2 separate regions of the Homo sapiens genome follow, and region 1 is linked to region 2. The links are chromatin loops, found by intact Hi-C in ENCODE. Cell type or tissue: stomach. All regions are shown on one strand. Each heading gives the region's core, and the rest is flanking DNA. Links, peaks and the distances in the headings are about the cores only.

Region 1 (6,209 bases), core at 670-5,669, 500 kb after region 2:
ACTAGGTAAATAAATCTGCACCCTTTTACTTCTAGAAAGCATTCCAAGCAATTTCAAGTCATTAAAAATACTTTCAGCTGCAGCATTTTGCCTTTTAGTGTGGTCTTAGTGGTTACATGACAGCATTTCTAGTACTGGCTGTGTGGCTTTTATTATGTCCTGATAGTAGCAGCATTTTAGAAAACTACAAAGAAAATGAAATTCAGGTGTAATTTTGGAACAAGTCTTCTAAAATTGTTAAATCAAAAATGACACAAATGTTGCAAGCTGTTGAAAATTCTAATTTCATATATTCTTTTTGCCTGTCAATGGGAAATGAACCCTTCCTAAAAGGACATGTAAAACAGGTAACAAATTGCAAAGGAGTAAGGAGCCCCTGGATAATATTCTGGAAAAGTTTTACTAATTTATCTGATTTGCTGATTTATGGATTAGCCTTATAGGCTTCTGACTTAATTTCTTTTAAGTTAACAAACGTCTCATATAGATGAATGTCATTTTGTTTCATATCTATTTAGACTAAAAGCCAAGTCCCACAAGGCAAGAGATAGTCAATTATTTTCATTTTATACTGTTATTATGAAATATTGCCATTTTAAAAATGTACTTCTGGAGAATGAGATTTGTTCACCAACATATTTTAAAGTGAATTTTAGGTGTCTAAATGCCAGAGAGAAAATAATGTAATCTCAAAACATAACTTCAAATGAATTGTATTTATAATGATTTTGTAATTTTTTCATTAAGTTTTCCCTCACAAAAATGATCAATTCTTTTTTTCCACTTCTGTGCTTACTATGACATGCTTCTGAGAGTTAGCATCCCTTCTTTTCAAATAAAAGTATGATGGACATATGGATTCTATATGATAGAGTGGAGAAACTTCCTCCCTGGGCAGAATCAGACCTTTAGTTTACTTTCATAAGTTTGAGAGGAAATGGCTTCAATCACTTGCCTGCTGAATGGTAGCTTTCCCAGAATATCAACAAAATCAGCTTTTTATAGCCTGTCATATGACAGAGCTGAGTTCATTGTTTACCACCATAGGGGAGACAGCTTCCTTGACATGGCCTTAGTAGTCTCTGGGAGGAGGAAGGCAAAGTCGGGATATTTAAGAGAATTTAGGTGTGTGTGTGTGGTGGTGGGGGGCGGAAGGTAGAAATTCTGTTTTTTTTTGTTTTGTGTGTGTGTGTGTGTGTGTGTGTTTCTTTTTTTTTTAAGGCAAGTTTTTCCATAGGGGAGCATTTGATTGTGTGTCAGTAATGCTGACACTAATGTCTTAACATTGGTTAAGACACTACATAATAATTTAAGTTTGGAAGACACACAAGCTGAAGGTTTCACAATGAATTTTGGAGCATAAACATTCATCTGATGCTAACTGTGAAAGTTGAATTATTTAATATTCCTTTAAATGAATTTTCAAAAAGTTTCTGAAAGGGACAAGAAAATCATTTGCTATTTTTATCTTCCAAGGCAAGAGTTTCTTGGAATAGTAAAATCATGTTGATGAAGACAGTAGGACAGTAAAGTCATGTTAACAAAGACAGCTAAAAAGTAAAGTCATGTTAATGTTGACACTAAGCTGTGTGAGTGTAGATCATTTTGGTTTGCAACCAATACAGTCCCAAACAATATTCCCCATCCACAAGTTAAATACTTACAGGGTTTAGAAAGTGAACAATGGTTAACCACATAATCTGCATTTCAAAGATAATAATACCCCAATATTTTTATTGCAAATAAAGGGCAGAATGGTTAAGTACAGTTGGAAGCAAAATAATTTGCTGAAATTTCAGAACTTTTTATACTAGTAGTTTTAGTTTTCTCTTCCTCTCACTGATCTTTACTCTCTTTCTCTCCTTACTTGTTTCCTCTGTGGCAAGGTACCCTATTCCACCTTAAGTGGAATAAAGATTTTCAAGTGGCCATAAAGATTGTAGTTCCTAGTGGACTCATATTTCCTCAAGGTCAAAACAGGCAATCATTTAAAGTCAGACGAGACAGGGGGTTAACTAGTATACCATTATCAGAGGTCTGAGTCACTAATGAACGGAAAATACAGGGTGTTAAAGCAAGACAGGAAGGGTTATCCTCACCAAAGAAAAGGAACAGACTAGGACTACAGATGGGCAAGCCTGTGTTTAGGTGCAGACAATGACTAGGAAGACAAAAACTTTTCCATTTAGTTCAATGACTGGAAGATGGGGATGTGAACCTGTTTCTGAAGACAGGCCTGAGAAGAAGACCTGTATTTTCCTTAGAGAATAACAAGTTACAGTTTTCACCTGCTCTGACTGCTACAACACAGTGTCATAGACTGGGGTGGCTTAACCAACAGACATTTATTTCTTGTAGTTCCGGAGGCTGGGAAGTCCTAGATCAGGGAACCTGTGTGGCTAGGTTCTGGTGATGACTCTCCTCCTGGCTTGCAGATGGCTGCCTTCTTGCTGTGTCCTCACATGACAGAAAGAGAGAGAGAAAACTCACCCTCATGACCTCATCTAAACCTAATTACCTTCCTGAAGCCCCACTTCTTAATACCATCACATTGGGGGTTAGGGCTTCAAGCTATGCATTTCGTAGGGACACAAAAACTCAGTCCATTAATGGTCATGGTAGGAGCCTCTGGTGCAGGAGATAAGCAGGGCAGGTGCAGAGATAAAGGACAGGCTAGAAGCAACTCTTTCCTGCGGGGGAATCAGACCTCTGGGGTTGAAAAAAACAGATGGTAACATACTTCATTTACTTTTCTGTCAAACATATCTTTCTCCCCTTCTCTTTCTGTTTCTTTCCCTACTTTTCTTCTCCACTGTCTCTTTCCTTCCTTTCTTTGATCATTAAATTGAAGTATAGCAGAAATATGACAAGTATGGCATTAGAGTGAGACAGGCTTGAATGTAATTCTTAGGTCTGTCACCTGTCACTTAGCTGTACAAGGCACAGCTCTTGGGCAAGAGACATTTCTTTTCTTAGCATCAGATTCTTCTTCTTTTTTTTTTTTTTGAGATGGAGTTTTGCTCTTGTTGCCCAGTCTGGAGTGCAATGGAGCCATCTTGGCAACTTCAACCTCCATCTCGTGGGGTTCAAGCGATTCTCCTGCCTCAGCTTCCTGAGTAGATGGGATTACAGGCACGCACCACCACGTCCAGCTAATTTTGTATTTTTAGTAGAGACAGGGTTTCTCCATGTTGGTCAGGCTGGTCTTGAACTCCTGACCTCGGGTGATCCACCCGCCTCGGCCTCCCAAAGTGCTGGGATTATAGGTGCGAGCCACCATGCCCAGCTCAGATTCTTTACTAAAAGAAGAAAAGTATCAGTACCCATTACCATACAGGTTACTGTGAGCATTAGAGATAAAGCCTGTAAAGTGGCTGGCAGAGTATCTGATATTGAAAGATTTTTAGAAAATGATACAACAAAACTGCCATAATGCAATAAGTAGTGCCCCAGAAATTCAGCTGTGTAAAATGTAGGGTTGTGTTATTATGAGATTAGCTAAATGGCCAAGGTGAGCCTGTGCAACTGGACATCTGGAAGTTCTGAGTCTATTTGATGCAAATTTCACCTACCCTGGGCTGAAGTTCGGCACCACCTAGTGGTGACTGCTCTAACATAAAAATTGATGGGCAGAATTCTGGGGCCTGGCTGGGACTTCTGGGAGAGCAACTGTGATTCCAGGAATCTCTTCGTTAATTGGTGAATGTTTTGTTGGCCTGATCCAGAGAGAATGGGCTGGGAGAATACTGGGAACTAACCCCCACCTCTCTGTTTCCTGAAATAGGATTGTCTGATTTTTCCCTGTCCAGCATCCCCATGAGGGAGAGGCCTCTATGTTCCCTTCTCCTTCCTGAGAAAAGGAATCAGGTAGAGGAGAAAAAGCTGCTTTCCAATCATTCCATGTTTCAATTCAAGCTATTCTAATTTGCATTATTGCCAGGTGTGTTATTGTAGAATTTACTACCATTACAATTAATAATATGAGTTGCATTAATAACGTTAAATTCAACAAGCATGTATTAAGTCCATATTGTGTGCAAAGCAAAGAGACAGGTATTATAAATGTAAAGATAAATAAGACAGGATCTCCGACGTAAAGAAAGCTTATTACTGGTGTCTCACGCCTGTAATCCCAGTACTTTGGAAGGCTGAGGTGGGCGGAACACGAGGTCAGGAGTTCAAGACCAGCCCGGCCAACATAGTGAAATCCCATCTCTGCTAAAAATTAAAAAATTAGCCAGGCATGGTGGCACGTGCCTGTCGTCCCAGCTACTGGGGAGGCTGAGGCAGGAGAATCACTTGAGCCCAGGAAGCGGAGGTTGTGGTGAGCTGAGATCGCGCCACTGCACTCCAGCTTGGTCAACAGAGCGAGGCTCCGACTCAAAAAAAAAAAAAAGAAAAAAGAAAAAAAAGAAAAAAAAAGCAACCTCATTACTTGGTGGACAGAGAGATATTTAAGTAAAACTGAAACCAAGTAAGTAGTTTATTCTAATTGGAGAGATCAAGAAACATTTCAAGAAGAACTCCATTGGAGTTGAAATTGGAATGAAAAGTTAGCCCTCAAGTTCTGAGACTGAACAAATATCCTCCAGGATGAGCAAAGGCATGGAGGTGTAGATGAGCAGGTGATGGTCTGTAACAGGACAAAACCAGTTTAGTCAGCATATGGGGCAGATCATTTTATGGCATTTCTGAACATAACATAGGGTCCCATACTTCTGCATTTTGGTATGGTGCATGAAAGCCACACAATGGGTCTTCTGAGTAAGAACACACAGTCAGTTATGTTTGAGACTTGAGCTCCAGCAGTGCTGAGGGCAACAGGCAGTGGTATGGGGAGCAGAGAGCTTTGAGGCAGGAAGTTAGAAGCCTCCTGTAACAGGTGAGAGAGCAGGAATCTCACCTAGGCTAACTAAATTTGGAAAAGAGAAGGTGGAACAAATTCCAGAAACAAGATTAGTGATGTGGGGAAAGGTAGGTGGGGTGTGGAGTAAAAAGAAGTCTCTGAGAGGCTGGGCGCGGTGGCTCCTGCCTGTAATCCCAGCACTTGGGGAGGCCGAGGTGGGCGGATCACAAGGTCAGGAGATCGAGACCATCCTGGCTAACACGGTGAAACCCCGTCTCTACGAAAAATACAAAAAATTAGCCGGGCGTGGTGGCAGGTGCCTGTAGACCCAGCTACTCAGGAGGCTGAGGCAGGAGAATGGCGTGAACCCGGGAGGCAGAGCTTGCAGTGAGCGGAGATCGTGCCACTGCACTGCAGCCTGGGCAACAGAGCGAGACTCCGTCTCAAAAAAAGAAAAAAAAAGGTCTCTGAGAAAATTAGACTGTCTCACTGAAGTATTTGCAACATTGACTGAGAAGAATTTGCATTTGCTCCTGCCACTGCCTGCAACATCTCAGCCCAGATAGCCCTATGGCTGGCTCCTGTACTTCTCCCAGATCTTTGCTTGAATGTCATCTTCTTAGTGAAGGCTTTCCTAACCTACTTCAAATTGGAGCCCATTTCTATCCACTACACTGAGTACTCCAAACCCCACTTTCCTGCTTTGTTTATTGATTGTCAAAGGGTTTATCACTACCTAACAGATACTACACACACGTGCACACATACAATTTTTTTTTTAACTGAGTCTTCTGCTGACATGTACATTCCATGATGCAGGGACTTTTTGTCTGTTTTGTTCATTCTAATATCCCCAGTGTCAGTCCAAAAATTGGCAGAAGAAGCCTTGCAGTTGGTGGGCTGTGGATGCCTGCACCCCAGCCCTTCCTTCTGCCCCAGGTGAGCCTTCAGGTGCCTATAAAAGTTGATACCTGCTTGGTGAGTATCCCAGTGCCTGAGTGTAAAATTAAATTGCAAATTAAAAAACACTATTCGAAAGGCCAGGAGAGAGACCACGGAAGAAAGGAAAAGGTGTCATATTTTAGGACTTTTAAAGGCCTATTTTTCCTACTTTTTGAACAAGAGGCCCTGCATTTTCATTTTGTACTGGGCCCCACAAATTATGTTGCTGGCCTGAGTTGTCTAATAACTACATTTTGAATAAATGAACAAACTTCCCAGAAAAGACACAAATAAAAGCTTGTTCCTGCCATTAACAGGAACTAAAAGTCAAGGTCCCTATATTTTAGAATAAAGCCTTTATGTTTGTTATTCCTATGTAATGCTTCAGTCCAAATATCATTTAATTATCTTTTTGTTTATT
Region 2 (6,209 bases), core at 810-5,809:
TAGGATTTCCATTAAGGGATGTCATTGACTATTGATTTTGCCCAAATGTGCACTTCTTCTAATGCAAAGTGAGTTTATATTCTGGCTGAACATCTTGGTACTTTTCAAACTACAACAAAGGTGCTTGGTAAAAAAAGGTTTGAAGTTAATGAGATTTCATTTAGTTTGCATTGTATTTTCTATAACCTAAGAAAACCCATCCCCAAACCTTAATAATTTAAAATGACCATTGACCAGTCAAATAGTCCCCATATTTTCAATTTTCCTGTAATAGATCATGTCTCTGTTGAAGCGGACTATTATAGCTGCCTGAAAAAGTATTGTTTGATGTCTGTAAGCACAGTCAGCAATCAATAATTTGAAATTTGTACCATTTGTACCTTTAAGTCCTGGCACATCATTTTTTATTTCATTCAATCTGCTTACTGTTGAAGAAAAAGAATTTTGAACTATTGCCACAAAACACATTTATGTGTGAAACAGAGTTCATTTATATGGCAGGAAGTATGTCATTTTGACGTTTATTTGCAATATTAATTGTATATATTGATTTCATTTTTTCAGAAATTGTAAATTTATTATAAATACTACCACTGATGACCTTATTTTGGTGACACTATTCTTCTGCAGAACTTGAAAAGATTTGGCATCTTCATGGCTTTTTAAATTCAGAAAGACAACATATGCTGTAATATTAAATTAAAATTCTGTAATCGGTTGTTAGTTCAAGGACAAACTTCAGTAGGAAGTGCATCTTTTTTCAATGTTGCCTCTTAGCTGTTAGATGAAGAATGAATGACCTTTCATGATCAGCTCATATTTACTTGTCTCTCTAACTCATTTCTCGTGTTTGATCTTAGCCCAAATATAAATATAGTGTGGAAAGTTATCTTTAGCCATTTCTAAGTATCACCAGTGTTTTCAGTTGGTAATCATAAGAGCAGCCTATGATTACTTTCAAAACCTTTCTCTGCCCTCATCAAATATACCGTCCTCTCCACAAACACACAGGGATAGTATTTTTTTTTAAAAAAAACCTTCTTCCCTACAGGTTTGGGGTTTGAAATAACTGAGTACTCTGAGTAATGAATCCTTACAAAGGACAGCTGAGTTTAGCATGCCCAAGGGAAAAAGAAGGTCAAAGTGTTGCCACCCAAGAATCCTGGGAGCTTCTTCAAAGAAAGGAAGGAAGACCTTAGACTCTTCATGAGGGATGAGATGTTCTCAGGCTTTTCAAGAGGATACAGGATTTAGGCTGGACAGGCCAGCTTGACTGTAATAATTGCTGCCTGAAAGAGAGGAACACCCTTCTAAAAGGATGACTACACTTTGGGAGACAGAAAGGTAGTCTGGAGTCTGTTCTTTCACTGACTCAAAAGTACAGTTCAATTACTTTACTTTGCAGACATCATTTTTAAAAATCACATTGAGCAATTTAGTGTTCACATTTTAATTGAGGACCTAGTGTATGATGGTGTGATAGACATGTGAAAGGGGCATTTGAGTTGGATCTTGAAAGATGGGTAAGACAGATGGAGAAAAGAACGTGAAGCAAAGGGAATAACATAGACAAAAGGTAGAAACATAGATAGATATACAGGAAGCAGTGGAGTGAGTAGTCCAGTACATGTGGCATATCAGATATATGGAGTAGAGAAGTTGAAGTTAGGACTGGAAAAGTTGGAGCCAAACAGAATTTGAACTTTCCTCTACAGACAACCAGAAGCAACTGAATGTTCTCTGGTAGGAGAGCCAGAATCCTAGTTCAAGTCTAGGAAGGTCATCCCCGCAATGAGGGTAGGGGCCAACTGGAAGGAAAAGGCCAGGAGGAAGGGAGTGAGGGCATGATTGGAGTGGGCAGGTGGAACGAAAAGAAGGGGAGCAATAAAGGAGGAGTGGCAGAAGTGAAACTGTCAGGCTCAGCAGCTGCCTGAGTGGGGGATGCAGTAGACACAAGAGGGCTGAGCCTGGGTAATAAGAGGATGGCCGGAGGCAATGAATTCGATTCTGGACATCATGACTTAAAGTTTCTGGTGTGACATTTACAAGAGTCTGGCAGACAGCTGAAAATTTAGACCTGGACCTTGGAAGAGAAGACGGAGAGAAGATAAAGATCTGGGAGTCAAAGACGAGGAGGTGAGAGTTGAAGCCGTCAAAATGGATGAGATCATCAAGGAAAAACCATATGGAGGGAGGACAGAGGTTGAGCACACAGGAAGCTGAACCAGGACGGAAACAAGAAAATAAAAAAGAAGTACTTTGAAAGGCTAGGGAGTGCCAGAGAAATGCTATGTAATGATCAGGACTTGGAGAATAAAACACGAGGAGGTAGAGGGGCCAAGATTTGAGTCCAGGCTCTCTGGCTCCAAAGTCTTTAAACATTACACTATGCCATGTCTCTAAGAAAAAGCTCCATAAACGTCACTGCTATTAATGTTCTTATAAATAATACAGAAAAAGAGGACAGGCCTGGGAAAGGGAGGTGGGAGGACAGGGAATAGCTTTACCTACTTCTCAGTTTGAGCTAAGGGCAGCCCAGAACCCAGCTGTTGGCCAGCTGTAATGTAACCTTTTTTGAGTCTCTGCCTCCTGTCAGATGTAAAGATTGGACCTGTCACTGGCTGGGTGCGGTGGCTCATGCCTGTAACCCCAGCACTTTAGGAGGCCAAGGTGGGCAGATCACCTGAGGTCAGGAGTTTGAGACCAGCATGGCCAATATGGCTAAACCCCGTCTCTACTAAAAATACAAAAATTAGGCCGGGCACAGTGGCTCACGCCTGTGATCCCAGCACTTTGGGAGGCCGAGGCAGGCGGATCACGAGGTCAGGAGATGGAGACCATCCTGGCTAACACGGTGAAACCCCGTCTCTACTAAAAATACAAAAAGTTAGCCAGGCGTGGTGGCGGGCGCCTGTAGTCCCAGCTACTCGGGAGGCTGAGGCAGGAGAATAGCGTGAACCCGGGAGGCACAGCTTGCAGTGAGCCAAGATAGCGCCACTGCACTCCGGCCTGCGCGAAAGAGCAAGACTCCCTCTCAAAATAAATAAATAAATAAAAATACAAAAATTAGCCGGGCATGGTCACGCGCCCCTGTAGTCCCAGCTACTCGGGAGGCTGAGGCAGGAGAATCACTTGAACCCCAGAGGCAGGGGTTGCAGTGAGCCGAGATCACACCACTGCACTCCAGCCCGGGTGACAGAGTGAGAGACTGTCTCAGAAAAAAAAGAATAAATAAATAAATAAACAAAGATTGGACCTGTTGATCACTAAGGTCTCTTTCAGCATAAGTTGAGGGATAATATTAGAACCTACCTCATAAGATTGAATAAAGTAAAGTATATAAACTACTTAGCAAAGTATGTGGACACAGTACACACTCAATAGATAGTGGTAGCTGTTTTTACCATGTAATGATGAATAATTATATAATACCTAAATGGGTAGATAGTTGAACTCTCTGATGTTTTTGGTAGTTAACAGTGTTTGTCCTATACAAATAGCAACCACATAAGGTTCAACTTACAACTAATATGATAATTAGAATATTAGATTGAACCATATGAAACTGCAATTTGGGAGATCAAAAATGGTCAAGTGTTGGCAATTTCATGTGGTTCAAATTAATCAAAACAATATGTTCTTGGCAACATTGAATTAATCCAAAGAGCTGAGTAATTAACACTTGTTATATTGGGTAATCACTTCACATGGGCAATTGCTTGCTTCACAAATTAGAAGGCTCTCCCTAATTATGTGTCATACAATAATCTGCATAATATCATCGCACTCCATTCCACAAACAGTTATGAAGCTTCCCTATTGTGCCAGGTATGGAGAGATGAATAAGAGACCAGATGCCTGCCACAGCATGGACTTGCTTCAGAGCAGAGTGCTCTGGTGACTGACTCCGCACCTCAGGTTGTGTCCTTTTAGAAACAAGAAATCACTGGAAGTAGATTGCTGCACATGATCATTTTCTTATGTTGATAATTCCCAGATTTTTTTAAAAATTCATTTTTTAGCAGTGCCAGTGACATACCAGGAGTGATATATGAGGTAGCATCAGACAGTGGAGGGAAGTTGTTGCATTGCTGGCTTTAGTCCTGGTTCCATAAGACGCAGCCCAGAACAAGCTGAAATGAAGCCTTTGCACTTGATTTTGATTTTCTGACATACACTGTAAACCCATTCTGTCCAGACTTCTCGAGTCAGCCCCATAAAATGACAGGATTTAAAAATTTATATAGTATTATACTCACCAGAAACAATATGGTTTAAGTTACAGTACATCAGCCAAATTTCATTTTTGCATTTGGGGAGAATCACAGGACTTTGCAAACTCCTTTCTCTGTCTTTCCAAGTCTTCTCTCTTGACTTCTTAGCCTCTCCCTTCACTTTGCTATTTCTGCTTCCCCTAGTTTACAAAGAATTTGACTTCAACTGAAGTTTCTCTAAAAGTAAGTGTTCCAATTAAATGTAGGCCAAAAAACTGGGAATCACTGGGCCATTATGTGTCATACAATAATCTGCATAATATCATCGCACTCCCAGGAAGTCAGTTCCCGAGAATCTATAGAAATAAACAGATTCAAAATTTTTCTTGAATTCCTTCCCATGAAAGCCAGCGAAGCAAGTAACTGGGACATGATTTAGCTCTCAGAAATGATAGATGGGAGATAAGCAGGTATATGTGAGCTTCAACATAAACAACTTTGGTTGCAAGAATTTTCTCCCCAAAATGACCAAATATGAAATTATTTTCAAAAAGGTTATTCCAGAAGAAGATGTTTCAAAGTCATTGAAAATAATAGTTTAAGGCTCATCTTTTTTTTACTGACTGCTTTGTTTAAGTCACGCTCTTTCTCTGGAAGAGAAGGGAAAGAAAGAGCCTTTCAAATTTAAGTTAAAACTTCCTCCTTCCTTTTCCTCTGCATCCCTTGTTTTCTACCCTCTTCCTCTCTCCTTACCTACAAGGTAATCAAATCAATACAAGGTAGACTATGATATCAGCTACGTTAAGTGATGTAAATATTCAGAAAAGTGTTCTCCTGAATGCTTTCTTCAAAGCACTCATTAGGTGTCAATCTGAGTCACTGGGCTTGTCAACGCACAAACTACAAAAAATGTCTACTAGTCTTCTTGGATTCCATAGCCCACACTAAGCAGTCTCTTTTTCTCAAGAAGCACAGGGTATTCAACTTCTCTCTGCCTGATATTTAATCTGGTTTGCCCTTCCAGATCGGAGTACTCACACTTCCAAGAAGGGCTTTTTCTGAAGAATGAATGACAAGCTTCTCAAAGATTTTTGAAACTCCTTTCCTTTGAAAATAAAGTAAATGTTTTATTTGCAGTATTTTGTTTTTATATTAAATCATCATTTTGCCACCTACTTGCTCTGACACAGAAGTGTGTTTATTTTAAGCAAATGGTAACTCAAGTTTGCTTCTTTCCAAATTGCTCTTCCATGAATCATGTTCATTTATTTGTCCAATCATTGAATGTTTATTGGGTATCTATTTTACTATGTAGTGTTCAGTACATGATATACTGTGAGTTATTCAATGCTGGAGGTTACTCAGCGCTAATGCTGAGAGGTATTCAAAGATAAAGATTAAGAAATGGTTCCTACCTTCAAGAAACTTGTACTCTGATAAGGTAAAATAATAATTTTAATACAAGGTAGACTATGATATCAGCTACGTTAAGTGATGTAAATATTCAGAAAAGTGTTCTCCTGAATTTCTTTGAGACCTCTGCAGTCTAAACCTTTTATCTTTGAATTGCACTTTAAAATTATGTATCATTAGATGTTCTTTTCATAGTATCAGGCTTTTAAAAAGTAATTTAGTCATAAATGACTTCCTCTATCTTCCCTCTCAAAGAACCACAGCTTTCTATCAATGTGTCAAGATAACTCTTACAGCTTTGATGAACTTTGGTAAATATGCAAGTCATCCTTAAACATGGAAACCCAGAAATCAATGGTAGCAAAAAGATAGGTTAACAGTTGAAATAAAGAATGCCTTAAAAACTCAGCAATGATCACCAGTGGTAAATTCCATCACTTACAGAGGAGGAAAAAGAATTCTCATGCCATCAGTTCAGGAGCCTACAGATAAGTGTGTAAGTATTAATTATTTGATGTTCTTAGGGATCAGCACAGAGAAAAATTATTGACAAGTGATATATGTGGATTTTGTAAAACAATT

What was found. A loop is a pair of places that touch in the nucleus more often than their neighbours do. Peaks named below come from ENCODE experiments on the same cell type or tissue, not always from the same donor. Only the 100,000 strongest peaks of a DNase experiment are listed, where the experiment ranks them.
Region 1: it touches region 2 in a loop (2.8-fold over the local background); 71 of 110 quality-filtered maps call a loop at or near these places.

What each region holds. Positions count from the first base shown.
Region 1 is chr10:115,797,018-115,803,226 of GRCh38, reverse strand. The region is part of intron 27 of ATRNL1 (attractin like 1); the gene reads right to left. Among named protein-coding and RNA genes, the nearest start is that of SNORD158, 390 kb to the left of the region's middle. RefSeq lists an enhancer at 1,403-1,904. In stomach, for the core only: a CTCF peak has its summit at 3,604 (motif pointing left); a DNase peak (open chromatin) is centred at 3,576.
Region 2 is chr10:116,292,435-116,298,643 of GRCh38, reverse strand. No RefSeq gene overlaps it. Among named protein-coding and RNA genes, the nearest start is that of GFRA1, 22 kb to the right of the region's middle. In stomach, for the core only: no CTCF peak of the experiment used is centred there; no DNase peak of the experiment used is centred there; H3K27ac peaks cover 1,139 bases.